Regions from separate parts of the Homo sapiens genome. Here region 2 is linked to region 1. The links are chromatin loops, found by intact Hi-C in ENCODE. Cell type or tissue: ascending aorta. All regions are shown on one strand. Links, peaks and the distances in the headings refer to the core of each region. The heading gives the core; the rest is flanking DNA. Region 1 overlaps FOXP1 (forkhead box P1). Region 2 overlaps FOXP1 (forkhead box P1).

Region 1 (16,299 bases), core at 4,615-7,114:
CTGCCTCAGCCTCCAGAGTAGCTGGGACTAGAGGCACATCACACCTAGCTTATGTTTTTATTATTATTAGTAGTAGTAGTAGTAGTAGTCGTGGTGGTGGTGGTGGTGGTAGTAGTATTGTAGAGAACCACTGCACCTGGTCCCCATTTTTCTTGCTTTTTTTTTTTTTTTTTTTGAGACAGAGTTTTGCTCTGTGGCACGATCTCAGCTCGTTATAACTTCCATTGCCAGGGCTCAAGAGATCTTCCCTCTTCATCCCAAGTAGCTGGGACTACAAGTGTGCATCACTGCAATTGGCTAAATTTTTTGTATTTTTGGTAGACACAGGGTTTTACCGTGTTGCCCAGACTGGTCTCGAACTCCTGAACTCAAGGGATCCTCCCACCTCCACCTCCCAAAGTGTTGGGATTACAGGCATGAGCCACCACACCCAGCCCTGACCCTATCTTCTTTTTGTTTTTTTTGTCGGAGTTTCTATTCTCTGTTTCATTTTTTGAGATCTATGGATGTGAATAAGCTTCCTGCCGTAAAGAAGACATCATTATTTATTTCTGTAGCTTTTGTGTACTACCATGGAGATGACATGGAGCATCAGTTGAGGGGTCCTGTAGAGTGACAGCTAGCAGATGGGTAGAATAACTATTATTAGTGCTGCTTCTCCTCTCTGTCAGTTCTCATAGCAGACATTGCTAATTGATCACAGTACTTTTTCTCAGCAAGCCTGACTGTGGCCTATGAATCTTCCTCTCAAGGAGTGCCAGCCACTGATAATCGATAGCACTTGACTGAAATGTATTTCCCCTCCCTTCTCTAATTGTTGTGATTTACTACATGTGAAATTGGCTGATGAGATATTATTAATAAATAGTGGCACATCTTTTATTTTGATACTATCAGATTCTTTTTATATTATCTCAGTTTGCTAAGCCACCTAGCCCCTTCCAAATGAGCTTTTTAAACACATGCTCTTTCTTCAGATGTGACCTGACAAGAGAGACAGACAACCCCCAGAAATCCCTTTCAGGTGACGATGCTGAAATAGGCCAAGTACCAGTTCTTCTTTGAGCTGTATAACTCTTTCTTAGGTACATAATTCTTTGCACATGCAATTGAAGGATCACCCAGGAAATGGATGTGGCCTTCCTACAGGAGATAACGTTGAAGTATGAACTCTTTGCCCTTTGGCAAATTGCCTGTTCCCCTCGTTCTAAATTTCTAGGAATCTAGGTCCTGACACCCTACATTCTTTGATATCTCCATAGACCATAATCTAGTTGAATCTACCAGAATTATTTATGCACCATAATGAAAAAGAAAAATAGGGAGGCTTTTTCTATTCACTCATCTTTCATCGTTATTTTAACTTATATTTCCCTGGAATTTTTCTGTCTTAACTTTATAGTTTAAAAATGTTGCCTGATAAACAGTGCTTGTAGTCCATTTATGTTTTTTGCCTAATGCATGGAAATTTGAAGTGTCCAGAATTCATAGTTTCTCCAAAATAACCACTGAGTCAACAAGTTGGTGTTGTGTATTTTTCCCCTCTTTGGACATTTATAATAAATTATAGTAATTCTCTCTTGAAAGATTAGAAAATCTCTCCTATTTTTTTTTCCTATAAGGTAGCTATAGGTGGATTGGTTCTGTCTTATTTGTAGCATCAGAATTCATGTTTTTTGATTCATTGTATTTATAAGGTAAAAAGGAGAATCAGTTCACTTTGTTTCTCTTGAATGCAAAACAAGAAGGAAGCATGTTTGCAGGTGCTATCATGTCTCAACATCACTGTGCTTATGTTTAGTTATTTTTTGAGTTTTAAAGCCTACATCTTCATCTTTCCTTGTCAGGATGTATAAAATTGATTCATGGTTCATTTAAGTAAAGAAGCTATTTTAAACCAAATTGTCCTCATTGAAAGAAAAGGGGACTTTTGCTGTCAGCTGCAGAAACATGATTTTTCACCAAAATGATCTGTTACTTAACAAAAAAAGTAGATTTGCAAACTTGCTTTTTTCCCCTTCTTATGATTAAAGAGCGGAGGGAAAAACAAGTATCTGGATAGTCAGACTCTACTGGAATTTTTTCCCGTTCTCTGGCAAGCCTGTCTTACTTGTAGGTGTATCTCAAATGGAACAGAATGTGTGAAAGCCATTTAAATGATTATTTGATAACTTAATAAAGGAAAATGCTTCAAGCCACCACCCCCCTCCTACAGTTGATAAGTGATGCCACCTACTGTGAAAATATTTTACAAAACACTTTCGTTTTGGAATCAGTATCAAATAGTAATTTTAAAATAAAACATGTGTAGAGTTTTCTCTTGGCTCTTCCCAGTTTTGAGAATTCACAGTGAGCCCTGTACTCTTGAGTTTATGCACCAATCTTTCTTTCTTCCCCGAGTATTACTTTACTCACAGGTTTGGCTTAGCAGACTTTAGATGTTGGTTTTTAGCTACGGATTAACTACTAATATATTTGTGCTTAATTATTCTTTTTTGGATGGTAGTTGCACTTTGCACTTTAAAATACTATCTGTTTACTGTCATAGGTAAAGGAGATGCATTTAACCCCCTCCTGTTCCTTTGTTTCCAGGTAGAGGAGGGTTTTAAAGACTTTAATCATTCATGGGCATTGAACACACAGTACTACCTCTGAGGGCAGTTTTGTCTGCCCAAGGCATTCTGCTATGTAAGTAGAGGCTTCTTGGCACCAGAAGTCAGGAGCACCACATGCCCTTAGAATTTCACTGCATTTGTTCTATGAGAAATTGGTTCAAAGAACAGCAGTTTTTAAAGAAAGCGATCCATTTGAAAAGCTACACAGTTTGCTTGGCATCTCTGAACACTTCACAGCCGCACAGTGACGCTCTTGTAAGCCTGCGGCCTTTGCAAGGTTTTGTTTTGTCTTTTTCTCCTTTATCCCCCACCCACCCCTCCCCAGTGGTGTCTGCTTTGGCTGCTGGTATCTTTTCCTGCAGCCCTGCTGTTTGGCACACCTTGTAGAACTTGAGGCTGCCTTAGGAGCTCTAATTGTGAGTAGCAAGTTTCCAGGGAGTCCTGGAGGTTGCAGCGCCACTGAGATAATCTGAGCTTGACAGAAGTGGCACAATTATCCCTAAGTCCTAGATGAAGCAGTAACCCTCAAGGAGGATACTCGAGTGGCCGTGGAGCTTTCCAGAACTGAACAGAATGGGCTCCTCTGTCAGTGCAGATTAGCTCTTGTTGTTGTTGTTGTTTACTAGACAGTGGGTACCTTAAGGAGATGGTACGGAGAACCCATTGTAGCTGATCCAACTTCCGGCGTTTATTTTATTTTTTTTTAAATTTCAAAGCTCCATTCTTGACATTGACTAGAAAACAGCTGAAAGAAAGAGACACGGCCCATTTGCATATTCTACAAGGATAGTGTGGAGCCTGTATGATGAAATCTGAATAAATACGTGGATTTTGAGAACCCTTTTTTTCCCTGACAGTATTCAACATTAAGTATATACTTAAGCAGTAATGACTCTGAAGCTATGCTTTGCATTCATGAACACACTCCATAGGGTTACGCTTCAAGCACTAGGTGAAGCCAAGATTTTCTGAATTATGTTTCATTGGGGAATTTTTACCTTTTTTTCCTGTTTATGACAGTCATTTCATCTGGTTTTATAATGAGGTCAGGAACAGGTGAATGTAAAATAATACTAGTAAGCTGAGTGATTTCTGTGTTAATGATTAGGCTATTTTTTAAATTAAAAAGTTCTGGTATTTGAAACATGCTCAGTACTTTAAGTACACTTACTAGTAATTAATCAGAATGAAAGATTTTAATGTTCTCTGATTATGTACAAATCATTATGGCTACCTGTCTGCAAGAAGTCAGGAGAAACTGGTATCTCGGCTAAAACTGGGGGAAAAACTGGTGTCGTCTTTGCTTATTTTTCCCATTCTCCCAGTAAATACAAAGCATTAGCATTTGTATAATATAGGGGTGTACTTAACTCTTTCCCCTTAAAAGGCCAACTTTCCCCCTTTATAAAATACAGGTCTGCTCATTAAACCAATAACCTTTAAAAAATGAGACATCAAAAAAAAAAAAAACAACCAACAGTAAAAGCATTTTACTAGGAAACCCTCTTAGAGCACATTTTAAACATCTTTTGTGTTTCCACATATCAAGCTACTTTATGGACTTTTGCTGTGGCATTGCCCTTCAACGAGAAAGCTTTTTCCATTTTGTACCATAAAGAATATTATTTTTCTGCCAGCCAATTTTCTCTGTTAGTCACTAATTGGCTACATAAATCTCGGGTGTTGAGAATGAGGAATGTTTCAGTGTCATAGAGTGTAATCTTCACCCTTATTTACCAATTCATTAAGATTCATTGATGCAGGATCGGTGAGAGGAAATGACAACATAAATCAGACCTCCAACATAATGACCCTAATCAGTTGGGAATTGCTGGAAATGTCATGATGAACTATGTCCTTGTGTTAGTGCCACTGTACATTGTCATTGCGCTGCTTTATGAGTGGGACGCATCTTCCTGACACTGACTGTATTTAACGAAAAAAGAGTTGTTAAAAACCTGATTCCATTAAAGCTATGAGATCCATACAAGGTCCTGTGGTGTTTAGCCTTGTGCCCTTTACCTTCATTGTAACTGCTTAATGGAGCTGCAGTTTAATGCACATTTAGAGTACACCTGAGTAAAAACTCCACAGGAAAAAAAAAAAAGCAGGTTGATTTATGGCTTGTCATGTCTTTATTTAACCCAATAATTTCGGTGCGTATAGAGAATTGAAAACAGTAAGTTCTCCACTTAGGTACCAAATCTCTTGTCACTAAACTGAGGAAGCATCCCAGTGACCTAGAACTCCCTAAATATCCTCTCTTTCCGTGATGTGTTGGATTCAAACCTCAGTCTCCACAGGTTTGCTGATGGTAACTGCTGGTCATTCCTAGAATAATGTGTCAATTCAAAATTAGCAATATAATTTGACAGGGGCTTCTGCAAAGAGGTTTCTGGACACCTCCCCCGCCCCCCACCCGCCCCACCATGATATTGATTTGATTCCACCACATTCTTGGAATTGGTTACTGGAAGATCGGGAGCTGCATAGTCATACACATTCTTCGATTTAATATAGTTATTCATTTTAGCTGTAATGAATTAATCTGGCAACAGTTTTGGACTAGCCCAGAAGGCACTCCTCCTTCCTCTTTACTTACTGCTTATTAAAATCTTGCCGATGAATAGCAGGTAAATACGTTTCAGGATGTGAAGATTGAAAATTGTCACTTTATACTCCTTTGACTGTTTTTTTTTTTTTTTAAAAACATTGAGCATGATGGTAACCATTTTTTAATCTCAAAACAAATCTTTAATCTATGGTATAAGGCTGAGAAAGACCTGTAAGAGAACAAGACAAGTTTACTTAATCTTGACAGCCCTGGGTGTAATCTCACTCTGCTTGTGACAAGTCAGACTGTAAGATTTATAACTCCTTAATCAAATGTCTAGAAGTCTCAGGAAATGTTATCATAGGACTTCCTTTCACATGACTTACTGAGAACTCAATAGACCGTTAGATAAGCTCTAGACTAAGCTGGACCTTAGAATAATTTCAAATTGACTAATAGTTTTCTGGGGGGTTTCTTTGGCGGGAGAGTGTTTTCAATTTGTTTTGACAAGTGTATGTTTACAGACTCATTATATCAGAGGGCTCTGTTGCTTCCAATAGGAAGACACGGTAATTTTTGATGCCCTGTGGTCGTGGTCTTCACGTAAACGCTATTTGTGTTCCGAATCTTAGAGTTGTGTGGGAAGGGGATCCGAGGAGACATGAGGATCATAAAAGCTGCCCGATGTCACCATGGTCGCGTGCCTGTGGGGCTGTAAAGGCAGACTTAGACAAGAGCAGGGGACTGCAGTGGGCTCTGAGCCACTGTGTGTCAGTGGAAGGATGACTAAGAGTGTGAGAACCACTGCATCGCTAGAACCGCACCAGCCTTCTCATGTGGTCCAGGAGGCCCGGCACCGCCATTACCACGAAGACCAAAATGACTCTCCCCACCCACAGCCAAACCAGAGTCGTCCTGTGCGCTCTGCCCTGTCATCAGAGGGGACTGTCAGCTGCCGTCTGACATCCTGCGTGCTTTGGCTCTTACCCCAGTCTGACCAGTGTGACTGTACAGGATCCCTCTTCTTGGCCGGTGAACAGCGCACTTAGTGCCCTTGCAGGGAGCCTGAGAACGAGCAAGGTAGTGCGTGCGGGGAGTGAGCAAAAGAGAGACTCAGCGAGACAGGATGTGAGATGGAGGTGGAGAGCAAGACTGCGAGAGGAAAATGACAAGCAGAGAGAAAGGGATACTAAGAGGAAGATGGCAAACTGAAAGGGAAAGAGACTGTGTGACAGGGTGAGACAGAGTGAAAGAGATTGAGCCAGAATGAGATGCAGAAGGGGGTAGGGAGGGAGTGAGAGGGAGAGAGACAGGAGAGAGAGAGAGAGAGAGAGAACCCCGGGAAGCAATAGGGACCCCCAGAGTAGACCCTGCCATCACTTGTGCCTGGAAGAGGCTCTTGCATAGGTGACGGGCATTTTCAGGATGGCTGCCGGGTGGAGTTGAGCAGTGAGGCTGGCAGGAGTCACATCTGGGCCTGAGGCAAGTAGCCCAAACTGAAAAGGCAATGCTCTGATGTCAGCCTCATCCATCTAGGCTTAGAACAAGGATCTGTACTTTGAAGAATCCCAGCCTCCCCTGCAAGAAAGAGCCCAAGATTGTTACCATTTCAGACCTCAAGAGCCAAAGCAAGACACACCAGTTCCTAACCAGAGGGACTTGAGTTAGCTCTAGGAAATGGGAAGATTCAATTGATGTAATTTCAACTTCTTTTCCTCAGAGGCGTCCAGCAGCACAGGCTGCCAAAAAAGTGCCCATGCCCTTGATGTCTAAGCAAAGTGACTGTAAAAATAGAAGTAGTGTCTCAGAAGTTTTTTCTCTGCCCCTGTCTCTCCTGAATCTGAACCAGGCTGTTTAAAACTTGGCATCACTCAGCTTGCAAAGCTACCATTTGTTTCTAGAAAGTGAAAGTTTTTTTTGGTAAGCCCTCTGAAACTCAGTGTTGCCTAAATATCTGAAGACATGATTTTTCTCAGTCCGTCTTGGGCCCCCGTGCCCAGTCTCTCTTTGCTGCACCCGTTCTTCCTCTGCACTAATATGTCCTCATATCCAGCTCCTTTCCATAGATGTGATTGGGTTTCTGTTCATGTCTCCACTGTTCAAAAGATTTGTTTCCTCCACCATTAGTATTTGAGGGAGAACTCCCAAAACCTAGGGAGGGGAAAGCAAGTGGGCAGAGAACTAGAAATGAGATGAGAAAAATCGCTAGCTATTTCTGGCAAGGAAAAACATCTTTACAGTAACAGGAGTGTTTAACAGACAGACAAAATACCTTCAAAATATGCAAATCTCTGTTTATCTTACAGAATTCTACAGGGAACAAATCCGTAGCATTAGCAATTATGACAGCTCAGAAATTTTTTTCCTTCCTCGTCATAATTATAAACATCAGTATCGCTTAGAGCTTCACGTTAAAATGTTTTTCTCCTACTTCTTTTAAGAGTTATTTGTTTAACATGCTTTTATTATCCTAGATGATGTGATTTGGGAAGAAAGTATTAATTCTCTTATCAGCTCTGTTTCCTTTCCAGTTGTTCAGAGAATTGAGCTACACTAGTAGTTTATGAAGTAAGAGGTATTAAATAGAGAGCTCACTGCTGATCAGATTGAGCCACTTCTGAACTGTGGCTATCCAGGCAAAGGGGATTGACAGCTTAGCATTTATGCCGCAAATGTGTTGGAATAACATGGCAACAGAATCACAGGCATCTTTACTTCTCTCACACTGCCGCCTCCCAGCTAGTGCCTTTGTATCATTGAAATTTTTGAGAAACAAGATGCCTTAACTCCTTATCCAATGTTGCTTGTTCAGTCTGGCTTTGTGAATATTGTTCCTTGAGTGTGGTTTTGAAGGTGGCTGTGTTTTATTGCAGGTATTGTATAGGTCATGTATATTCTATCATTCATTCATCCACTTAGGCACTCATTCACTCATTCAAAATATTGACTGTGATGTGCCAAGTCCTGGCAGATTTGGGTACCGTTGTAGCTGAGTATTTCTAATTCTCTTAAACACATTGCCTACATTATCATGTTAGAATAATGTCAAATATAACCTTGTCACAACAACCAGTCTGTCGGGTGTCCTTGGCCTACAGTGCTAATCTGTGATTATTTTCTAATTTGATGCTGGCAACTCACATAGAACCACTGGGTGAGGGGATGGTTCTGTCCCATCTGGTCATTGATTTGTTTATTCAACAAATGTCCACCTACTATGTGTCACTGTGCTGGGTGCTGGGCCCTCTCCCTTTGACTTGCTGGATAATTTTAGAAGCTTGTCCAGTCTCACTGGTTTTTTGCTGTGTATGTTTTCTGAGACACTTCCAGTCCTCCGTTTGATCACAGCTTCCCATCTCTGCCTCTTGCCCATCACTTGTGCGGATTGTACTTAATCACTGTCCTGTATCCACATCCCTCCACACCCAGCAGAGAGTCCATAAGTAGCCATTTCAGTAGTACCCTCTATACCATCTCTCCCTCCCTTATCCCTTCTTCTGCCACTGCAGTGGCTCTCGCAACCCCCAACTCCATCTACGATCACATCTACTCTTCTTCCTAAGGGAATGAGTATGGCTGGTAGCTCTCCCAAAACCATGCTGAGTCCCTGTATGCAGTTCTGCATCCTAGACGTAACTGAGCAATCCCTCATGGGCTCATCAATCCCAGTGTTTATGGTTTTAGAGTCCTCTCATTCACTACAGTGATGATCCTAGAACTTGACCACCACCCTTGAGCCTCTGCTATATCCTCACCAGATTTCAGCAGATGATTTGATTCTTCTTTTACTATACAGATGGTACAACTCGTTAATCTTAATTCCTCTAAATTCAGAATCTCCAACTTCTTCTTCTTTGATCACCTCCTTAGTCTATGAGGAGGAAGAAATTAGCAACTCACTGACCAGCTGCCATACTAGGGAGCGTGATTATCCAAGCCTAGACTCTCCATCCTTCCATTGCCCATGAGCTATCCACCTATCCATCCATCCAGCAAACTTCTGCTGAGTGACTCCTAAGTATCCAGTACTATTAGGCTTTACTGAAGCAGTAATGGGGTACTCCTGGCCTGAGCGGAGAGCCATCTGGTCACTATCATATTGCAATGAACCTGACCTTTGGTCAGCATAAAAATAAAATGCATCTCGAGTACTTTAGAATGAAATATTTTCTTTTTTTTTTTTTTTTTTTGAGACGTAGTCTCGCTCTGTCACCAGGCCGGAGTGCGGTGGTGCAATCTCTACTCACTGCAAGCTCCGTCTCCTGGGTTCAGGCCATTCTCCTGCCTCAGTCTCCCGAGTAGCTGGGACTACAGGCGTCTGCCATTACACTCGGCTAATTTTTTGTATTTTTAGTAGAGACTGGGTTTCATCATATTAGCCAGGATGGTCTCGATCTCCTGACCTTGTGATCCACCCACCTTAGCCTCCCAAAGTGCTGGGATTACAGGCATGAGCCACCGCACCCGGCTAGAATGAAATATTTTCTTTTTAAAGGTAATATTTGAACTGGGTTTGAAAGCATTCATAGGAATTCAGGTCAATGTAGGAAAAAAGTGCCTCCAAGAGGAGGAGAATAGCATAATGTAGGTATGAAAGAGTAAGGTATGTTTGGAAAACAGCAACTAACTAGGAAAAGTGCTGGGTTCGTGGAGGAGGAAGCAGGAAAGAAGTCTGGGAAATTATACAGGAGACCTGTTATTCCATTCAAAGGAGTTGAGACTCTTTTTAGAATGGGGGAGCTTGGGGAGCTTTCCTGGCAAGGGAGTGACTTGATCAGAATGGTTTTTGTTTTTAATGGTGTTTGTGGTTCAGCTGAAGGTTCTTTGAGGATTTCAGGAGAAAGATGATGACAGCTGGATGATCGTAGTGGTGATGAAAAGAAAGGGGAAAAATTTATTCAATATATAAGATTAAGAATTGCCAGGTCCTGATGAAAGACTGAACATCAAAGGAGTTGACAGTGACCTTTCCCTGATCAGGCAAAGTAGCAGGTTGGAGGAAAGAATGTTGAGTTTGGGAGCCTGATGAACTTAAGTGGTAGAAATAATCGGTAAAGGAGAGAAGGGCTTGTTGGGGATCCAATCTGTGATCATCAATGAGTAGGCAAAGGTGAAGTATATGTGGAGGGCAAGGGGACCTTGAGGAACACCAACAGCGAATGGGTTGGGGAAGACAGTGAAGTATTTGAAAAAGACCAAGGCTTTGGGAGGCCAAGGCAGGCAGATAACCTGAGGTCAGGAGTTCGAGACTAGCCTGGCCAACATGGTGAAACCCCATCTCTACGAAACATACAAAAGGTAGCCAGGCGTGGTGGCGGGCACCTGTAATCCCAGCTACTCTGGAGGCTAAGGCATGAGAATTGCTTGAACCTGAGAGGCAGAGGTTGCAGTGAGCTGAGATCGCGCCACTGCACTCCAGCCTGGGCGACAGAGCGAGACTCCATCTCAAAAAAATAAAAATAAAAATAAAAATACCAAGGGAGTGAAGGGTTTTTGAATCAGGCTGAGCACCAGAGGATGTGCTATCAGGGAAGCCATGGAAGAATTTTCAAAGTGGCCTCCATGTCAGGTGTGACAGACACCCTCTGGTCTCTTGGGCTTGGCAGTGTTACCAGGTGTGTCCAGGGACCGCCAGCGTGTTGTGAATGCTGCCTCCAGGGTTCCGCCCCAGCCCCTCTCATGGATCTGGGTGAAGGACTTGGGTTTTTGTTTGTTTGTTTGTTTGTTTTTTTGATACGGAATCTCGCTCTGGCACCAGGCTGGAGTGCAGTGTCGCAATCTCGGCTCACTGCAACCTTCACCTCCCGGGTTCAAGCGATTCTCTTGCCTCAGCCTCCTGAGTAGCTGGGACTACTGGCGCACGCCACCATGCCCAGGTAATTTTTGTATTTTTAGTAGAGACAGGGTTTTACCGTGTTGGCCAGGATGGTCTCGATCTCTTCACCTCGTGATCCGCCTGCCTCGGCCTCCCAAAGTGCTAGGATTACAGGTGTGAACCACTGCACCCGGACGAAGGACTTTGTTCTGATTGGCTTCAGAGTTGAGGAACTACTGTCCTAGCCATAAGCATTGAGTCTGCAACGCAGAGTTGTAAGTAAGAGGTAGAAACATAGAGACAGGACCCTTCCAAAAAGCTTAGCTGCATGGAGGAAAGAGGTTGCAGGATGGGAACTAGAGGGATAGAAGAGTAACCCAGAATAGTTTTGGTCTGAGTGCCTTGAGTATATTTATATATAGACTAAAATGCGGGAGGCGGTAGAGATGCGGTAGAGAGAAGGAGGTTGGTGCTGGAAGAATATAAGCCTGGAAGACACAGGTTTCAGAGTGAATGTAGAAAGTGAACAGCCTCTTATTTTCAGAAGGAAAGAAGGGAGGGCAGAAGGATGAAGGTATTTGATGTTGGATGGGGGATCTCCCTTTTGCTTCGCCATCTTCGTATCATCCTCCACTTCTCTAAGCCACTTGAAACCATTAGCCACCTCTTCCTTCTTTGAAACTCCCTTCTAAGTCTTCTGTCACTCTCCAAGACTCTACCCTGGAATGTGCCTCTAGAACAGTGGACCCCAACATTTTTGGCACCAAGGACCAGTTTCGTGGAAGACAATTTTTCTGACCAGGAGAGGGGAAGAGTTGGGGATGATTAAGGAGCAAGCAACCTAGATCCCTCTCATGCACGTTTCACAATAGGGTTCCTGCTCCTATGAGAATCTAATGCAGCTGCTGATCCAACAGGAGGCGGAGCTCAGGCGGTGATGCCCACTCACCTGCTGCTCACCTCCTGCTTTACCGACCGGTTCCTAACAGGCCCCAGACCCTTGGGGAGCTGGGGACCCCGCTCTAAAATGTAGTGGGTGGAGATTGGATGAGTTTGATGCTCATATTTTTGTCTGCTAGCTTTATATATGTGTGTCTAAGTCTAAGTATTCTTGGCCTACAGGTTTTCTTCTTTAAAAGAAAAAAAAAAGAGGATTAATATGTACCTCACAAAGTAGTTGTGAGGACCAGAACTTAGTAAATGTTATTCTTCCTGTTTCCTAAGTACAGGAATTACCTATGGTTTGTTCTGAGGACCCTTCTTTTCTCCTCATAATCTTTTATTTTATTTTATTTTATTTTATTTTATTTTATTTTGAGACAGGGTCTCACTCAGTCACCCAGGTTGGATCGCAGTGGTGCGATCTCGGCTCACTGCAACCTCCACCTCCCAGGCTCAGGTGATCCTCCCACCTCAGCCTCCCAAGTAGTTGGGACTACAGGCGTGCACTGCCACACCTGGCTAATTTTTTTTTTGTATTTTTGATAGAGACAGAGTTTTGCTATGTTGCCCAGGGTGATCTCAAACTCCTAAGCTCAGGCGATCCACCTGCTTCAGCCTCCCAAAGTGCAGAGATTACAGGCGTAAGCCAGGGTGCTGGCCCTCCCCTCACCATCTGACTCATTCCCTTTCAAGTGTCACCTCTGTGTTGATGCCTCCCTGCTAGCTTTTGTTTTCATTTCTGCTTTACTCTGAAAGTGGCCTGTTCCCTCACTTGGCCATTCTCACAAAAGCGTCACTTGGGCTGAGAAATGTCATTCATGTTGCCTCAGTTCCTATAATCAGTTACCAGGTCTTTCATTCTAGCTGTATAATATTTCATTCATTCATTCATTCATTCACTCGTCTGACATTAAATTATTTATCAAACTGCCTGGTATCCTGTTAGGGGCAAGACATGATCCCTAGCTTACAGGTAAACATTCAGAAAACTAGAATGTAGTATAATGATTACTCTGCAAGAGTTTAGTATAAAACTTGATGGGGCTCTTCCAGATCTGGTGGTGGAGGTGGTCTGCAAAAACTTTCATGGCTAGAGGTGAGTTGTGAGGTTCAGTAGGAATCAGCCCCACCAGGGTTCATGGTGGAGGCGGAGAGGTAGAGACAGAAAGGCCTTGGAGTACTCTGCATGCCTGAGAAGCAGCTGGTTGTTAAGTGTGGCTACAGTGTAGATAGATAGGGTGGAAACAGGAGAGAGAGAGAGTGGGGAGAGCACTGCAGGGGCAGGTAGGCCAGATCCTGAAGTGTGTGCTGCACGCAGCACTGCACAGTAGAAATAAAAGGAGAGCCACACAAGGAATTTTAAATTTTCTGGTAACTGGATTCAAAAAAGTAAAAAGAATAAGATACAAATTATAGTATTATTCTATTTAATCCAACTTGCCCAAAATATAATTTCAGCTTGTAATCAGTATTAAAAATATATGAAAGACACATTTTTCATTTTCTTCTTTCATACTAAGTTTTTGAAAAATCATCTCAATTCAGACATTAAAATTTCATTGGAAATACTTGATCTGTATTTCGATTTCATAAAACTTACGGTTAAAAGAAGAGATTCACATACCCAAGTTGTTCAAGACATACTTAAACATTTTCTGATGACTGAATTAGGTATTGGTTTTTAAATTTAAATAAACTTTCATGAAAATCACACATTTATTAAAAATTTAGTCCTATATTCACTCTAGCCACATTTCAAGTGCTCAGTAGCCACATGTGGCCAGTGGTTTTTCTGTTGGACAGAACAGGCCTGGAGGATATAGGCCTTATAGAGACCCAGGATTTAAATCAAGTGAGGTCACATGATCAGATGGGCTATGGCATGGCCAGACTAGGAGTTGCATTTGTTCACATTCAGAGTTACAAAGTGATGAGGGCATGTGATGAGGGCATGCTCCCAGGCAAGGGTATGGAGAGGCAGGTAATATTTAAATAGGAGGTAGTGTGGGTGGGAATTGGTAAGATGGGAAATAAAAGAGAAGGAAGATTATTAGATAATTCCTTATTTGGAATAGGATTCTTTCCCTGAAAACCCAGGAATAGGAGCTAGCTTGATTTCAGAGCTTGGAGAAATAAATAATTTCAGTTTGAGGCAAAATTTGTGGCTCTTTTAGGACATCAAAGTGGAAGTGGCCAGAAGGTTGTAGGAACAAGGGACTGCAGCTCTGAGAAGATATTTTGGTTGGGGAAAATAATTCAGGAATCACCAGGATACAGGCATGAGTTGAAGCCACAGAAACGTTAAGGACTTCCAGGGATAGTGCTTGAGAGTAGGGGCCCCACAAACTACAGTTCTATGCGCTGAATCCAGCTGTCGCCTGTTTTGTAAATAAAGTTTTATTGGAACAGTTGGAAAACAGCCACACCCGTTTGTTTACAGATGGGCTGGGTTATATTTGCTCCACAACAGCAGCGCTAAGTAGCTGGGACAGAGAGCATCTGGCCTGCAAAGCTGAAAATATTTTACTGTACAACACCACAGAAAAAGTTTGCAGACCCCTGCTTTAAGAGTTTTGCAGCACTGAGGCCTTAACTTTAGACAAGATGCAATATTGAAGAATGAGCAGAGGAAGGGGATGCTCATTAAAAAGAATGAGAAGGAGCCATCAGAGATAGCGCCAGAGAACCAGGAATGAGGAGGACAACCTGGAGGCAAACAGAAGAGAGATTTTCTTTTTCAAGAGAAATGATATGAATGACAGTGTCTTGTGTCATCAAAGTTTAAGTAAGGTAAGGGTTGAAAACTCTCTTTTGAATTTAGCACCTGGAAACTCATTGGAGTTACCATCACTATCAGTTACTTACCTTCATTAAATTTGTACATACATGGAGACCTATTACATCATATTCTAAATTCCTAAAGTTTGTGAGTTCACGGGAAATGAGGAAAGGGAAGAGGTGGGACTTTGGAGAGCTGTTTTAAGGAGACGTGAACACACCCAGGTGCAGTGCTATGCAAGTTTCCCCATTCAGTGTGATGGACTCAAGTCACCTCCGCTCATTAGTAATATGATAGGGACAGTTTCAGCAAAGAGGTGAGGCAGAAGCGAGCTTGCAGAGGTGGAGCCAGGGGAGGGGAGGATGTCGACACAATGAAGTGTAGTCCTTTCAGGCAGCTGGCAATCCCAGGGAGAGACACTCGAGGTTGAGAAGATGATTTTATGATTGGCGAACCTACTTGTTGGAGGGAGAAGTAGAGTTTGGAGAGATGAGTGTTCGATGAGCAGGGCACTCTGGAAGCAGGGAGAAGTGGATGAAAGTGTCCTAATTTGTCCCTCATTCTCTCTGCTTTGGCCCCATCCTGAGTACTTCTATCAGATTTCACTTCCTGTAAAGCTCATTTCATCCCAGCCCTTCCCTGCTCTCTGCTAATGTAGGGTTCCAACTCCAGTCTTCTCTGTCAAGCTTGGCCACTTCTTTTCTCCTATTTGCTTGCCTGCCCCAGCCCATCTCTCTCTTCTCCACTCCCAGCCTCTTGAAATATACTACTCTACTCAAATGTCTGGGCATCACCTAAGTCTTGGCTAACCTGACCTATAATAGGTGCTCAGTTTGGTAGTATTTATGAAGTAGAAACAGAAGCAAAAAAAATCACAAATCATTAAAGTTTTAAGGAACATAATAAATTTACTTCTGAACAAGAAGTAGAACTCATTGCTTTGATCCCTAAATAAAAAAAAAGAACAAAATCCTAGGCTGGGCACAGTGGCTCACACCTGTAATCCTAGCACTTTGCGAGGCCAAGGCGGGTGGATCACTTGAGGTTAGGAGTTCCAGACCAACCAGGCCAACATGATGAAACCCCATCTCTACTAAAAATACAAAACTTAGCTGGGCGTGGTGGCACATGCCTGTAATCCCAGCTATTCGGGAGGCTGAAGCAGGAGAATCCCCTGAACCTGGGAGGCGGAGGTTGCAGTGAGCCGAGGTCATGCCATTGCACTCCAGCCTGGGTGACAGAATGAGACTCCATCTCAAAAAATAATAATACATTAAAGCATAAAATAAAATAAAAATAAAAATAGAACAAATTCTTTTAGAAGTGTTCTCTGTCACAGCACTCTTGATGCGTGGACCAGGTAATTTTTACTGTAGGGGCTCTGCTGTGCATTGTAGGATGTCCGACAGCATCCCCAGCCTCTCCCCACCAGATTCCAGTGGCACAAGCCCCCTCCTCCAGGTGTGACAACCAAAATGGTCCTCAGCCATTGCCAAATGTCCCCTGGTGGGGGAGGGACAATTAACCATCAGTTGAGAACGACTGCTGTAGAAGGACAGATTGTTAGGCAGATATTTTTCCCTGATTTTTTTTT
Region 2 (16,299 bases), core at 4,894-7,393, 63 kb after region 1:
GCTGAATCAAGAGTATAAATTTGCCGCATGCCTCAGCAATATGGTTTTCTCAATTAGTGGTCGTTCTGGGAGGCCTGCTTAACAGCTTATGCGAAACAAATATTAACACAAATTGTATAATTACATCAAAATCCCAAATTCCTCAAAGATGCAAAATGGTTTTCAGCTAAGAATACGCGAGCAATAAAACATCCTATAGTCAAAAGAAGCACACTCCAAGGAAACCATGAAGACTGGATCCGAGCGACTTTCACAGTTTATTTTCATGGTATTTAAATTATGATACCAGTGGGTATTTTTAATTAGTGTGCACTTGTCTACATAAGCCATGTTGGCAAATTTGACTCATTCATACAGTAGTTGCTGTAAAAGAGGCCAGCACAGCCTGCAGGAATTAAAATTAAAAGTTTCTGCAAGCTGTTGTCGACATGACCATATCTCATTAACTTTAAAAATGGAGATTATTTGCCTGAAAGCTTGATTTGACTAGCAGTAATCAAATATTAGGCTCAACGGAGTGAGGGCGTGGGGGGAGCGTCATTGTTGTGATATATACCGCTAAGTGTTTTGCAGTTCACTTTAAATAGCAATATAAGATTTTTGTTTTGACAAAAGGGATAGGAAAGAGAAACACAGACATATGGCCTTGAAAGTATTATTAGGACAGTTTTATTTTAGATTAAGACTCATTATTTACTAAGTTTGCTGAAGATAAATACGATTGTGCTGATTACCAGTTCTCCTCTCATTAAGCAGGCTGATTAATTATCTGGAGTAGCTCCCCCTGCTTGATCAAAGTTTAAGTATTGGAAATGGGGCCTATCTCGTGATTATCTTTTCTTTTTTCAATGCTAATTGGCATGAAACTTAAATTTGTACATTCGATTCATCCCATCGTTTTAACTAAATATGATGGAGGTTGCAAAATTGTGCGTAAAATGAACCAAAATAGAAGAGCCTTCTTCTTATCTACTCTTTAAATAGCTTGTTATTTGAATTACATATCTGAGCAAAAAATCTTTTTTTTTTTTTTTTGCCAGTAATTTTTTAGCCAGTAATTAAGGAGCCTAATGTTGAAAACCTAAAGTAACTGAAATATGGTAGACATGGGCTCATTTTAGACCCTGTTTTATATTTTCTCAGGCACAAAAGAACATTTCTAATGCATCAGGATAAACTATAAGATGAAGATACATTTGCGGGGGGCGGTGGGGGAGGAAGGAAAGATAAAAGGTGCAGTTAAACAAAAGCCAGAAGATAAAGTCTTACACCTTTTTATGTCTTTGAACTGAGAACATGCTCTGCATTTTACTAAAGGAACATGAGGCTAGAATGTAAGTAACTGGTTTTTGCATTAGGCTCTCCCTGGAGGTAGCAGAAAAATATCATGTCCCTGCATGAAATGTGAATGTGAAATCTACCAGAAAGAAATATTTATGACCATTTTATGCTTGATTAGGCTTGGATGACATCTGTTAGAAGACAGGGACTGGACAAAGAGAGAGACGCTCGGGGGCAAATGTTAACGGAGTTGTTTAGAAGACGCTAGGGCAGAGGCGTCCATTTACTGCCAGGCAAAACACAGGAATTGTGTTAGCAAGAGTGCAGCTGACAGGCGTCCACTGTGATGGAGACACTGTAAACTGACTCGATGAAATAGTCAAATACAGCTGTTGATAGTCACGGCACCACCTCAGTTTATGAGCAGGTATCTATGCTTAACCCTGATCCAGTAACTTCCAGGATGCTGGCACCTTAATCAAGTTACATAAATGTGACTCAGCTGTAAAAAGAGCTCATCTTCACTTTTTCAAGTGAGTTTTACGCTCTCCTCCCATGCGGGCTCAGCAGCACTGAGAAACTCTTCTCTATTTCTCTGTGAAAGGAGAAGTAATTAAATCGCAAAGTTACCTCTGTACCCATCTATAACCTGTCTCTTTCCTTATCTTAAGTTTCCCCTGTTTAAAAAAAGAAAAATCTAGGCCCCTTGGTTCTATAGAAGTACTTCATCACTTTAAACAGTGCAAATGTTTGCCTAAAAACGGGGGAAAAAAGTTTTCCAGCACTGGCAAACATTTTATCAATTGTTAAACATTTCACTGTTCAAGTAAGTGCTGTTTGTCTGAAGAAATGGCTCTACCAAGAGTGGAGGTATGAGCAGTTATTTCATTCTGGTTCTTTTCCCAGCTTCTTTTCCTGTAAATTTTCTGTCTGGAATGCTGATGGGAAATGTTATTTTGTTTTTGTTTGCAGCAGTTCTGTTGTTTTGATTTTGTCTGAGTGGTATGGAAAACAGTACGTCACTTAGAGTGGGTGTTTTGTCTACCGGCCATTTGGCCATTGCACATATATTTCTCATACTTATTACATGATGACAAGGGAACCGACAAGGCACAATTTTCCAGTTGAATTTTTCTTTCCAGTTTAATAATAGTGAAAAAAGAAAACAAAGTTAATAGATTTAGCAGTTTGATGGTACTCATGATGTGATAGCTGACTTTGTTTTGTTTTTTTTTTCTTTTAAACTCATTCCTTGTGGTTAAGGAGGTATTTAGGTAAAGGTCAGATTAATGCATACATCAGTTTCTATAATAAACTGTATGTGGTTACAGTGTTTCACATTTTGCATAGAGTTGCGAAATTCGGTAATTTAAGCAGGAAAATTCATAAAAGGATAATAAACAATTTTAACGTCATTCCTATGATTAGCCTGGGGTACTCTTGCCCTGGTTTTAGGCCACATGTAACAAACCTCTATCAATAAATGCGTCTTAATTAAAATTATTTGAAATGAAATTTGGATGAAAACCCAGCATACAAATCTCAAAGAATAACTTAAGGCTGTTTACTGGCTCAGTTTGGACATGCTTTATCTGAAATCATTCTCAGCATTTGCAATGTTAAGGAACATATTGCAGGAGTGTAGAAGTTAGCTCTACAAGTAAGTAATTTTTAGTGTAATACAAAAATATAAAATGGAAACCACGATTAATTTTTCAGTTTCTCTCTGCAGGTATCTAATCATTGTACCCATGGACCGCCAGAGGCTCCCATTAAAGATTTAAAATGCAAGAGGAAGGTAGAATCCAAAAGATGGGATTTGGGATTAAATAATGTAAAATAACTGCAGGGCAGTAATGAAGTGAAAGCTATTGGTGCAGTAAGACATCCTCTTAAGACTTTCTTGGGATCCACTTAAAATATTGACACTGACACACAGTGTCAGAGATTTGATATAAATAAAATTATTTGTAACTGATTAAGTTCTAAAACCATGTTTTTCATCTTTCCGACATTAGCTTTCACCAAATAATAATAATCAATAATAATAACAACATCAACAAGAAACTATCAGAAAAGCTCTCTGAAAATTCACACGTGCTCTCTTACGCTTTAAATACTGCCCTGTTATTAAAGGATTTTGCCTGCAATGTTATACTAATGTATGTTGCTTCTTCCTTGAGGATTTTAGTTATAGATGGGGAAACGCAATGGTTGGGGGTCACCTGTATATGTCCAGAGTGATTTTCTTCAAATCAAGGGAACTTTTATAATCTGAAAGAAAGGGACATCACCGCCTTCGTATATAAAAGCTGTCAGTGCGGTCCAGCCGGGCTTCTCCAGGCTCTGCTGTACTGTCTTTATCACTTTGCTCAGTTCCACATAATAACATCTTCATCTGAGATTGCTGTGGCACAGGGGAACTGCATTTGTTGATCAAATTTGGCTGGATAACACTGTGATCTCGTATCCTGAAGTGCGGAGATGTGCCTGGAATATGTAAGTGCAAAGCTGGCCTCTTGATTGATTGATTCTGCCTGTCACAGAACAAGATAACCGGATCAGTAAATACCCTGTGCACTTCAACATCATCTCCACAATCAAAAGTGAGGGCATTACGGGGCTGGAAAAACACTGGAGCATGATGGGAATGCACACAATTCAGAAGGATCGTCAAGAACATATATATGTAGACACACACACAGAGAAAATAAAATTCTTTGTGTGTGTTTTTGTTTTTGCTTTTTGTTTTTTTAAGAAAAGGACAGCATTAAAAAAGTATTTTCTGTGTGTTTAGAATGCTTTCTGGTTGTAAAAGTAGTTTATTTTGCAGCAGTCATCTTGGAGGTGTTCAGCATTTATCATAAAAAGTTGTTATTCAAGTTTTGTTTACAGAAGAGATTTAGAATGCAGATTAGGGAAACAGAGCTGGAGAAGAGGCCAGTAGTGGTCTCAAGCACAAAAGGAGCTTGCACCCAAGAGTTGCTCCTATTAAAATAAACAAGAAGTTTAAACAGATGGGCCAAACACATGTAAACAAGTTGTTTAAACTTTTTACTAAATTCCCAGGGAGTGCCTTTCAAAATTAGCATGGGTTGCCAAATTTGGTGTTTAATTACACAGAAAGTTCAAGAAAAGTTTAAAGAATGGAACTGCGTGAATCTTTGGAAGATGGGGGCCGTAACAGGTTTCCAGGTGTCATTAATGATTCATGGCTCTGTGATGGTCACGCTAGCGGCTCTTGTCACCCCCCACTTGCTTGTGTTCCTCTCATGTACTTGTCTTTTCCTCTCATAAGACTGTAAGCTCCTTGAAGGCAAGGGCTGCCTTTTCTTCCTGTGTCTGTGCCCCCATTTTCCTGGAAGACTCCCTGCACATACTACACAGAAAATGGCAAGTGGGCCAAGGAGGCGCTAAGTATTGGGCTGTCTTCTTAAGTGTTTCTCAGAGTGATTGTTACTTCCCAAGATATTATTGGTCACCAGAATTTGGCTAATGTTTTAACCTGGAGTCATTCTTTTGGGGAACTTGTTTTCTTAATGTCAAGCAATCCAGTGAGAATGTTTAGCCTTCTGTCTTCATACAAAGTGAAAGATTGAGTTCAGTTGCTCAAACGTGGTGCTTCTGTTACCACCAGCAACACAGTTACTTGATGATCACGTTGCTTCTCATTCTACAACCTGGACTGGTGGCTGATGGAGCCTGTTGCCTGCCTCACCTATGAATTTTGCACAGACCTCCAAGTGGTTCGTGGCATGCCATGTGGCATTCTGGTTGTCTCGGATGCCTCTGGGTGGGTGATGTCTAGACCATTCTGGCCATATTTTTTCTTTTTTTGTTTTGTTTGGCTTAAATCGACACCTGTCCCCCTCCTAGTTTGCCTCCATGGACCACATGGCAAATTTAAGGCAAGGCAAGGTGGGGTTTAGAACCAGCCATTAAGACAAGAAACTTCTGTCTTCGAAGAAATTTCTCCCATGGAAGGAAGGTATACATTAGTTAAAACAAACATTTCAATAGAAATTTTTATATAGCGAAACCAGCTCTCACACCTAAGAAAAAATTATTACCACTTTTGAAATGTCTGGTTAGTCCTTTGTGACTGACTTGTTTTTTATTCGAAATGATTAAAAATGCCTTTTGGCAGAATTGGTCTCCTTAATTTTTTGAATATAAAGAAAGCTTAAATGAGGTAAACGTTCATTAAACACAAAAACATTCGTGAGCTGCTGATGATTTTAGAGAAGTCATTCTGGGAAACAGGTTTTGATTTTTTTTTTTTTTTTTTTTACAAAAAAATAGCTTTCAATTTGGTAAAAGCTATTCCTAGTAACGTTTTATAAAATCATCTTCTTTTCAGGGTGTGTTTTATTTCCTTTCCATCCCTTTCAGGAAAGAGAAAGTGTTTTATTGGATATTTTTGTTTCAGTCCTTGTTTCCATTATTTTTGCCAAAATTCATGGGAGTTCACTTTCCGTTTAAATGCCTGAAATATTCCTTGAAGAATCTACATTTTGGGATAGCTAGGAAAAAGGCTATGTAAATTTGTTTAAGGGCTATGTAAATTGGTTTAAGGAAGAAAATAACAGTTGTAACTCTGGTCATCTTAACTACTCTCTTTTTTCTTTATAACTTTGGAGGCAAATAATTTCAAGTATAATGCGCTGGAATGTAGGAAGAGGGGGGACATTGGATTTGAAGTTCAAAGAAAGTTTGCTGTTGGTTGTATGATAAAACATTTCTTAGTTTCCGAATGAAGGGAGAAAGTAAGCTTTATTCATTGAAAAAATGGTCAATAGATTTATTATAAGAAAACATAAAACAGGTCTCTAAAAAATGTGTACACGTGAAGAGATTAGCTACAAGATTTTGGTGAAAATAATCTTTCCCCTTTTGTGAATAGACTTTCTATAAAAATGTATTAGTCTCTGGGAATTAATATTGGGAAGTTTCTGTTCAAATTCCATTCACTGTTTCTAGCAATGTGTTTTCTCCTTTGGAGCCAACTGTGCTTTCATTACTTTAAATAGAGCAGTCGGGACCGGGCGCTGTGCCTCACGCCTATAATCCCAGCACTTTGCGAGGCCGAGGCGGGCAGATCACGAGGTCAGGAGATCGAGACCATCCTGGCTAACATGGTGAAAACCTGTCTCCACTAAAAATACAAAAAATTCTCCGGGCGTGGTGGCGGGCGCCTGTAGTCCCAGCTACTCCGGAGGCTGAGGCAGGAGAATGGCATGAACCCGGGAGGCGGAGCTTGCAGTGAGCCGAGATTGCGCCACTGCACTCCAGCCTGGGCGACTGAGCAAGACTCTGTTTCAAAAAAAAATAAAAAATAAAAATAAATAAATAAGTACAGCAGTCTAAGTTGTAGGTAGCATCCATGTTTATTTCTAGCCCTAACATGGAAGAGAAACCATCTGATTATATAGGCTACTCATTACTTTGGAACCAACTCTGTTTCTTTATTTGGGGATTGGACTGATGGCATGGGATTGAGCTTTCGTCTGTGCAGAATTTTACAGACAGACTCATGTTCTGCCAGGCAGACATTCAGCCCTTGATCTTCTCACAGTCGCCATTGTGAAGGAGAGCAAGCCCTTTCTCCACACTCTCTGTGGACTACTTTCTAACTTTTCTATTGTCATGGGAGAAAAATTTAAAAAACTGATTAAAAGGGGGCAAGTGCATGGCTTCTATGAAAACTCTACCGCTCTAAACTGTGGGACTGCTTGAAACTGTTTGTTTTGGCTGGCCTCGGTGGCAAGACTGACATATTTATGTAGCAAGCTCACATGTAATATTTAACTTGGAATTTTACACATAGGAATGATGAACTAAACAGAATATAAGGTTTTGTTGTTGTTGTTGTTTCCCTGCTTGTTCTGAAATGTGAGAAAATATCGAGTTGACAAGTTTCAACATGGTCACCTCTTGCTTGGCCAGCACGATTCATAATTAGCCAAATTCCTTGATAATGCTGCAGAGATTGGGCACTGAGCAGCCGCCACGTTTGCTATGCAAGAGAGTTAATAAAATTTTTCAGTGCTGGAGGAAAGCTTATATACAGTAGTCTGTTTGTCCTGTGTTTCCACCACCTGAGTCACAGCCAAAAAAGCAATTGTCTACTACATATTTCAAACAGATGCTGAGGGGTAGAAAGGGTGACCAGAATTCACAGCAATAAAATCCCGCTCTCTAAGTTCCCTTGAAGGAAGTGAACTCATAAAATTTTTGCTGCTGACTTATTTGTCCACTCCTTTGAAGTATTTAACATTAATTTCACCTATAAATCATTGGCACCTCAATTTTTCATTGAAGTATCAGGACTGTTAAAGACATACCCTGGATGTGCCTGGAAAAAAAGATTTGGGAAGCAGATCCACTAATTTAACTGTTATTCACGTGCATCGTTTTGGTTGAAACCAATCCTAGTTACCGTCAAAGTTCTCTAACTCAAAGTCCGTTTTCTTTCTAGTTTGTATTTGTTTGTGCATATAATTACAGAAAACACATTTTAGATGGAACACCAGCTTGCTTTTTTCAGTTTCTTTCTGTTGCATTGATACATCTTCTAATGGGGAAAGACATATGATGGTACTTGGAAAAATGATGACAGCCGTAACTGGAATAATAAATGCTACCGGGAAGATTTTATCAAATGTAAAAAATAAAAATGAAGAGATCAGCCTTCAACTCAAGTACCCAGTAGCTAGACTATCAGTAGACAAGGTCTCCTACCTCATTAATCTGTGGGCTTTGATTAATTAACATATGTGGATAAAGGGGTACTATGTTCCAAAGGAAGCTTTTTGGGTTCTTTTTCCACATGTTGGCAAGTAACAATGGGTGGGGCTTCACCAGACACCTGCCCCTGTCTAAGTTTCTGTGCCTCCTGTCTCTATCAGTTTGACTTTTGCCACTGAATGTAAGTTCCAATAAGGTGGGGACCTTGTTTATGACGTTCTCTGCTATATCCTTGGTGCTTGACAAATAGTAGGAACCCAATAGATATTGGATTGGAATGGGCAGTTATTCAAAAAGTCTTAACCATCTTAACATTGGATGTCTTAATGGTACTGGCTCCCCCTTCAGTCAGAATAAAACTTCTAAAAGGATCATATGGACAATGCTTATATCAGTAGAGATGTATGAACAAAGGCTGTGGGAAGCAGTGGTTAATCAGAATTCTGGGCTAGTATTTAGTTGCATTTGTCCTAGTATTTTGGCCAGGTTTCAGTTAGCTAAGCATCTCTTATACCCTGTAATTTAGTATATGGTTTCAGCTCTCCAAATAATGGCTTGCTAATGGTAAATGCTGTTTAACTTTCTAATTCAGAGGAGCTACCTGTTCAGCAGAATTTTAAAAAATTGTAAGTGATGATTGAAACCAGGTTAAAAAGCACTTAAGGTACATCTGGCTGTATGCTTGGTGTCTACTTCGATTGGCCTGTGGCTATCATTATTCTTTTTGACTCTGCACATAAACTGCGGGTAGGGATTTTTCCTCAATTGGTCCAGAACTGAAACTTATCTATACTAAGGGAGCTTTTCCCTTTTGGGTGAATAATGCATCCTTCTTTTAGTTGCTGTGATGTGGAATGTTGGCTCAGTTTCTCTCCAGTGCCTTCAGTTATAGGTGCTCATCACTGTTGATTTTTATCTATGTAGTGGTTCTTGTGACTTCCCCATTCCCTCTAAGGACATCTGAATGTGTTGTTAAGTGATGCTAAAATTATAACCACTTAACAGATCTCTGTATCCACTGTTTTTGTTCATCCCACTCATCAAAATTTGGTTATTCTCTGTAAAGCACAACTCTGATGGCATCATTGTCTTGCTCCCTGTTTCTTAGGAAATTGAGCTTAAATTCTCTTGCTTGACATGCAGGGAATCAGGTGGATTAAAAGTGGCCACACATTCTTTTCCATTCCTTTCTTCAAGAGGTAGAGTCTAAGTGCCTTCTCACATTTACTCTGGGCAGCTGCGCTTTTCACTTGCTTTGGGCAGTAGAATGCAGTGGAAGTGACACTGTGCCAGTTCCAAGCCTGGTGGCTTTCTCTTTGTTCTGTAGGAACATGCTTGCCACTGCTGTGTCAGGAAGCTTGGGCCAAATGGCTGAATGATGAGAGGTCACGTGGAGAGAGAGGAGGGAGGATGAGAAAGAGAAAGAGACAGACAGGAAGAACTGAAGTACCCACATCTTGGAGGCCCAGATGAGCTACCAGCTGAATGCAGCTGCATAAATTACCCCAACCAAAGAATCGCCTAGCTGAGCCCAGCCAATCCCCAGAATTTTGAGAAAAAACAAATTGTTATTTTAAGCCTTCTGCGTTTTAGGATAGTTTGTTACAAAGGAATAGGGAACTGAAGCGGGAACCTTGGAAAGCAAGCCTCAATTTATCCTCCCATTCTTATTCTACATTTTCTTAGACCTTCTAAAATGTCAGGCACGTGTGACTCAGAAACCCACAAAAATGATTAGTGCTTCTCTTTGCTTATGCTATATCTTACTCCTAGAATATGTTTATACTCTATGCTTTGTACCTGGGAAATTCCTTAAGTTCAGTCACTCCCGTCTTTGGTCTTTCCTAAGGCCCCCATGACTCAGTGACTTCTGACCTCTCTCAGGCTTCTGTAGTTCAATCTACATTGGTATGAGGTTGGGGGAAAGATGATCATTAACTATTTGAGCAAGTAACATTCTCTGTGGAGGCCTTCGTTTCTACATTTGTATTAATTATCTGGCTGATTTTTCAAGTCTCAGCCTTCAGTATTCTAGAACAGATGCCCAATAAAATGCTGTGCATTGGTCATGGAATTGTTGATTTATCTGTGCAGTCCCATGAGGTAACCACTAGCCAATGTAGCTATGGAGCACCTGAAATGTGAGTGCAACTGAGGAACTGACTTCTTTATTCTTATTTAATTGTAATTAATTAATTTAAATAGCCACATGTGGCTAGTTGCTACCATTTGGGGTAGTAGGGTTTTAGAATTCTCTGGAACTCAAGTGGAAATATCTGTTTTCACTTAACGCCAACAGTGGTTTATCACTTGATTTTCACAAGATTATCAGCATTTGCTCTTCAGGATCACTTTTCAGGACCACAGATAAACAACCCAGTGGCCAAAGTTTTCCCAGTACCTGACCAGCTCCCTCTTACCTTAAATTTTCTCTTGCATTTAGAATCCTCACCTCCACCTAGAGCCAATGCTGAGACCAGTTATCTCTAGGAGTGTAAATCATCCTTTACCTTTGACCACAGCCCAAACAGAGACCAACAGGCTAGTGTGGAGTTGCAGTGTTTTACAAAACCCCAATAGGCCCAAGTTGGGGAAAAAAAAAAGAAATACATACACGGCAGTGTCAATTGAAAACCAGCCGGGTGGCAAGAACAGCGTGGTGAGGATGGAGCTGCCTTCGGCCCTTTGGTTGATTGGGACACAGTGGAGATACTGCGAAATTACCTTTTTTATTGGTTCTTGAGCCTTCTGCAGTAAATGCCTCTTCTTGAAGGAAGTGAACAGAATCCTTGTGTTCAGCTTGAATTTAGCACATGTGCATGACAGTTCTACACTTAATCTGTAATTCAGCAGAATCAGGACCTGTGGCTGTCTTACATTTGGGCTAATTTTTCTTATGAGCGTAACTGTGTTAATTAGTTCTTCTTTTGCTTATGTTTATTGTCATAAAAAATCAGTGGAAAAGTTGCATCCATTTTATTGTGTTATAAAGTATTATCATTGATAAACCCATTGTGTGTGGATCTTCCTAGATCTTGATTTTTTTTAAACCTCTTGTAAGGTAGGAAATGGAATATTAGTAAAGCCTTCCTGCATTTATGAACCAAAAGTTGAAATATCATAGAAAGGACTGCTGAAGGTCAGTTGGTCTCAACTCCACCTCACTGTACCCAGTAAGGGCTATTTATAATCAAAGAGAATGGGTTATTTGTGTAAAAAGCTCTCCAGGAAGAGAAATTCGCCAGCCTCCCTTGATGAAGCTGGGTCCGGTCAAGGAACTTACTCTTGAATCTTACTCAATTCACTTGCTAGCTCTCTTTCTTCTGCTGCAATTTAAGGCAATTTCCTCTGTCCTCTCTTGTTATAGAAAATAACTTGTTGGCATCTCCTTTGTAATAACCTGTCATATACTTGAAGGCAGTTATTAAGTCACCCCTTAGCCTTCTCTTTTTCAGGCTAAACCATCATAACCCTTTTAACCTTTCCTCGGAGGCTCCATTTTCCATCCTCTTAATCATTTTACTTGCCCTTCTCTGGATTCTCTCCAATCTTTTACAGTTTTCTAAAAACGTGAAATCAGGAAGCAGGTCCTTTATACATTACTCTCAGTTTCTGCTGATTTTCATGCGTTGTTTTTCTTTTAATTTTGAAGTACTTTTCAACTTTTTTTTTTTTTTTTTTTTTTTGAGATAGGGTTCCGCCCTGTCACCTAAGCTGAAGTGCAGTGTTGCAATCATGGCTTACTGCACCTCGACCTCCTGGGCTCCAGGGATTCTCCTACCTCAGCCTCCAGAGTATTTGGGACCAAAGGCATGCGCCATCTTGCCCAGATCATTTTTGTATTGTTTGTAGAGGTAGGGGTCTCCCTATGTTGTCCAGGCTGGTCTCGAACTCCTGGGCTCAAGTGATGACCCACCTTGGCCCCCCAAAGTGCTGGGATTACAGGCATGAGCCACCTTGCTTGGCCCTTTTCAACTGTTTATTTCCACATTCAAGCCAACCTTTGACAACGTAACATATCAGGATTTGTGATCACCATTTACCTTTTTTTTTTTTTTTTTTTGGTCTGTGGGCTGAAAGAGAATTCCAGAGGTCAAATGACTTTACCTTTCAGTCTGTGTTTATCTGTATGTTAATTTGGAGTCCTTTTAGTTTACTTCTGTTATGTTATTTACATGAAGACTTTCTCTGTTGCCTGTACCATATATGAAAAGTTTTAGAGCAGAGCATTCAGCAGACAGTGAAAAGGGAACATGCTTTGATTACTGAGCTCTCATTGGTTTCATGATCCCTGCTCACCCCTGCCTAAATGGCAGTGTCTTTGTCATCCATACCTTAGGATGAGTGCCTCAGAGGGACAGCTCAGGGGCCTCCTAACTTTGTCTGCAACTTGTCTTTCCCTTTCTGCAGGTAAGTGGGTAACATTCCCTGGGCACTATTTATTATATCATCTACTTGTGTCTTCTAACAAGCTCAGGCTCTGCAGTTACCACTTTTATTTATTGATCTACTACCTGACTTCTCCCCTTCAGGCACTCACTCACTCTTTCTGTCTCTCTTCTGTCTTTCTTTTTTCTTTCTTTCCCTTTCTTTCTTTCCCTCCCTCCTTCCCTCCTTCCTTCCTTCCCTGCCTCCCTCCCTCCTTCCCTGCCTCCCTCCCTCCCTCCCTCCCTCCCTCCCTCCCTTCCTTCCTTCCTTCCTTCCTTCTTTCGTCTTACCCTCCCACCCAGGCTGGAGTGCAGTGGTGCAATCTTGGCTCACTGTAACCTCTGCCCTCCAAGCTCAAGCGATCCTCCCGCCTCAGCCTCCCCAGTAGCTGGGACTACAGGCACACACCACCACACCAGGCTAATTTTTGTATCTTCTGATAGAGATGAGGTTTCACCATGTTGGCCTGGCTGGTCTCAAACTCCTGACCTGAGGTGACCTGCTTGCCTCAGCCTCCCAGAGTGCTGGGATTATAGGCATGAGCCACTACTCCTGGCCTCCCTCCACACTTTAGAATAGAAGCTTCATGAGGACAGGCACCTTGACTAGCTTCTTAGCCCAACTTTGTATCACTAGCCTCTAACTAGCAAAGATTTCTTCATGAAAGGCCAGAAAAGAAGTGAAGGAACAACCTGGTATCAGAAGATTTACATACTTAATGCTGTGGGTTCACAGTGTGACATTTGGCAGTACACTGGATATTACTGGCATTCCTTTCCTCTCCTATTTAATCAATAGGTTAAAGGATGTGTTCTAAAAGTTATATAAATCTCTACAACTCTTCACCTTTACAACCATATTCAGATTTAATGATTTGACTTTAATTTTCACCTTTTTGTGGGGCAGGTATGTCGGTAACATTCCAATTTGTATTTAAGAGTCATTTCAGGAGTAAACTTTTTCACACTGCCTTATCTTTTTAATATTTTGGTGTGATTTTGTTCTTGGATCCAAAAGACTATTTTTAAAAAGGCATTCCAAATTTGGAGGCATTCAAGATTGAGAAGTCCTTTCTGTGTTATTCTCTCCTCCATCCCCTCCCTCTCCTGAACCTTCTCAGCAGTCTCTTTTCGTTCTGTGTTCCAACACTCCAAAAACATGTTTGAAAATCTATACCTGTTTGGTTGTCCTATCAACATTCTCCTGGTGGTTTGCCGCCAAGGTTAGATCCAGACCTGAAGCCACTTGATTTAATTAACCTGAGGTGGCATCATCTGCTTTGCTTCTCTGCATTGGAAGTGTATGCTCCTCCACTCTCTTGTGCTTTTCCTGTACCCTCTGAACCAGGCAGTCTTTCTTTTTACTAGGCCTTGAAACTGGCTTTTCTTTAGTCACCTCGTGGTCAGGACATGCACTGTTCACCAGCTTTTCAGTCCTGATTAGCCAGCCTGGCCCAGTGTGGCAGGCAGGACCAATGGTTGCCCAGGTGTGCTGGACCTGAGCAGCCTAGGAGGCCCACCTTCCTTCCTTTTATCTCCTGGACTCCTTGCTGTGTATGGAAGCATGTCAGAATCATAGAGATTTTGTCTTCTTTTTTGCCCATTTCAAAAATTCTAGATGTCCAACTAGCCTTTGGGCACTAAAATCAAGTTCCTTTGGATGATGTTGAATTACCACTCATGCTATGGCCTCTGCCCATTAGAAAAGAGCTTATCCTCTGTTTTCCCCTGCACCATTCCAAGCCCAAATTCTGGCAGGACCCTGAACTCTCCAGGCTTCTGACACCTCTGTGCCTTTGCAAATGCTAGCCTCATTCTGCAAAATACCTTTCTCTTTGCTCACTCTTTTCCCCCCCTCCCAGGCTCATTTAAATTCTTTCATTTTTGGAAAGGCTTTCCCCTCTCCTCCTGTTTGGTGCACCCCTCCATTGAAGCACAAATGCTGCTGGGTTGTAGTTAATGGCTGAATTAAGGCCTTTGAGGCTGGCAATGTTGTATTTACCTCTCTGTGTTCAGTGCTAGATGCTGAGTAGGTGCTGAGTGCATGATGAAAGAAAGTGATACAGGGAAGAAGGTAAGAGAGCAGGAATGAGGAAGAGGACCCATCCTTCATTCCCAGAGCCATGCATCATGGGATCCCCAGGTTACTCACCTTCTCTTGAAAACTTTCACCCCCCCTCCCCCTGGAGCTGGTTCCCTTTTCCTTGTGATGCTTTGCTCTGAAAGATCACTCAGTCGTTCAGCAGTCCTCCTGATTTCTCTCTCAATTAAGTGTTCATCTCTGGGCTGTGTCCTCCCTGCAGGAGAGATTGCTGTCAGACAGGCAATCAGTGAGAACCCCAACTGAGCCCTACCTCCCTTACCAAAGAAGTTCATGGCCAAGCCATTTTTATTTAGCAAATAAGGGCTTGTTTTCCTTGATTGTCCAAAGCACAAGGGGAGAAAAACCACCCATTGGCTTCATGTTTACCTGCACTGCGGGGCTGTCTTGTCTGTTTCAGTTCTGTTTCACATGTGGAGTTTTCACTGATTTCAAGAAGGAATGTATGCATGGAGTTGAGCAGGATACAGTATCCTGAATGAGGGCTGAATGTTCTGCACTAGAAGTGAGCGTATCAAGTCTTTGTAACTAAGAATGTGATGTTAGATTGTAGCTGAGGGGAAGAAACACAAATGGCTTGGGTTGTATCTAAATCCTGGGTCTGCCAGGTGAAAACTTAGATGTTGCTTTCAAATGACACTAATGATTTCTTTCAGTGCTGTTTAGCATGAGTGGTCATTGCAAAGAGCTGTGACCACTGTACTACCCAGTATGGTGGCTACTGGTCCCATGGGGCTCTTGAGCACTTGAAATATGGGTAATCTAAATGGAGATGTGGAAAATACAAACTGGATTTTAAAGACTTAGTAAACTTAGTATTTTGAAAGAGCAAAATAGCCCATTGACAATTTTATGTTGATTATACATACATTAATTTTACTTGTTATCTTTTACCATTTTTAAGTGCAGCTACTAAAAATTTAAAATTCTGTATGTTGCTTACATTATATTGCTCTTGGACAGCACTATACTAAAGGCATAAATGTAAGATTGTGTTTCAGAGGGCACCCGAGCACTGCTTGGTTTATATGTATTTTCTAGGCCTTCCCTTTGGTTCCCTGGTTACCTTTAAAAATACATGTCATGATATAGACATGGCATATCTGAGACAAACCTTGGACTGAGACAAACCTGAGTTTCAATCTCAATTGTTTGTTTGTGGCTTGCCTCTCAGCATCTTAAATTCTCTGAATCTTAAGTTCCTCCACTGTGTAAAAGAAATAATATCCCTCTGACCTCACTGTGGTTAGGCAAGAGACAATGCAGTGATTTTTTCAGTAATATTATGAGACATTTTATTACTATAATTAAATGATTGTATTTTCCCCAGATTGACAAATTCAAATTTTCTATTTTGAAATCTTATTGCAAATGTTAAAAAAACAAACAACCCACCCTTTGGCTCCTGTTATGTTGTCTTCCAGCTGCTAGTAATGGAATTGGGACAGCTAATGTTCCCTGAGAGCCATGGGGAACCAGGCAGTGTGCTTTTCAGGAACTGTCTTACTTTATCCTCACAACAATCCCAAAAGGAAAAACCTAGTTTTATCTCTATTTAATAGCTGCAGTGACTGAGGCACCGCAAGGTTAGGTGACTTGCCCAAGGTCACACAGCGAAGCATTGAGCCCGGGCAGTCCAGCTCTAGAGCCGTGTTCTTTGCCTCCGCCCAATATTGTCCACCAGTGAGGAGAAGACGGAACCAAAGAACCAACAGTGAATGAATACTAACAGGAATCCTGGCT

The links. Peaks named below come from ENCODE experiments on the same cell type or tissue, not always from the same donor. Only the 100,000 strongest peaks of a DNase experiment are listed, where the experiment ranks them.
Region 2: it touches region 1 in a loop (2.5-fold over the local background); 3 of 110 quality-filtered maps call a loop at or near these places.

Annotation. Positions count from the first base shown.
Region 1 is chr3:71,216,754-71,233,052 of GRCh38, reverse strand. All of the region lies in intron 5 of FOXP1 (forkhead box P1), which reads left to right. Among named protein-coding and RNA genes, the nearest start is that of FOXP1-AS1, 65 kb to the left of the region's middle. RefSeq lists enhancers at 3,248-4,892, 6,086-6,586. In ascending aorta, for the core only: no CTCF peak of the experiment used is centred there; DNase peaks (open chromatin) are centred at 6,122, 6,641 and 6,912; H3K4me3 peaks cover 2,163 bases; H3K27ac peaks cover 2,500 bases.
Region 2 is chr3:71,154,520-71,170,818 of GRCh38, reverse strand. The region is part of intron 6 of FOXP1 (forkhead box P1); the gene reads left to right. Among named protein-coding and RNA genes, the nearest start is that of FOXP1-AS1, 130 kb to the left of the region's middle. RefSeq lists a silencer at 4,943-5,092 and an enhancer at 13,434-14,139. In ascending aorta, for the core only: no CTCF peak of the experiment used is centred there; DNase peaks (open chromatin) are centred at 6,408 and 7,044; H3K4me3 peaks cover 1,843 bases; H3K27ac peaks cover 2,500 bases.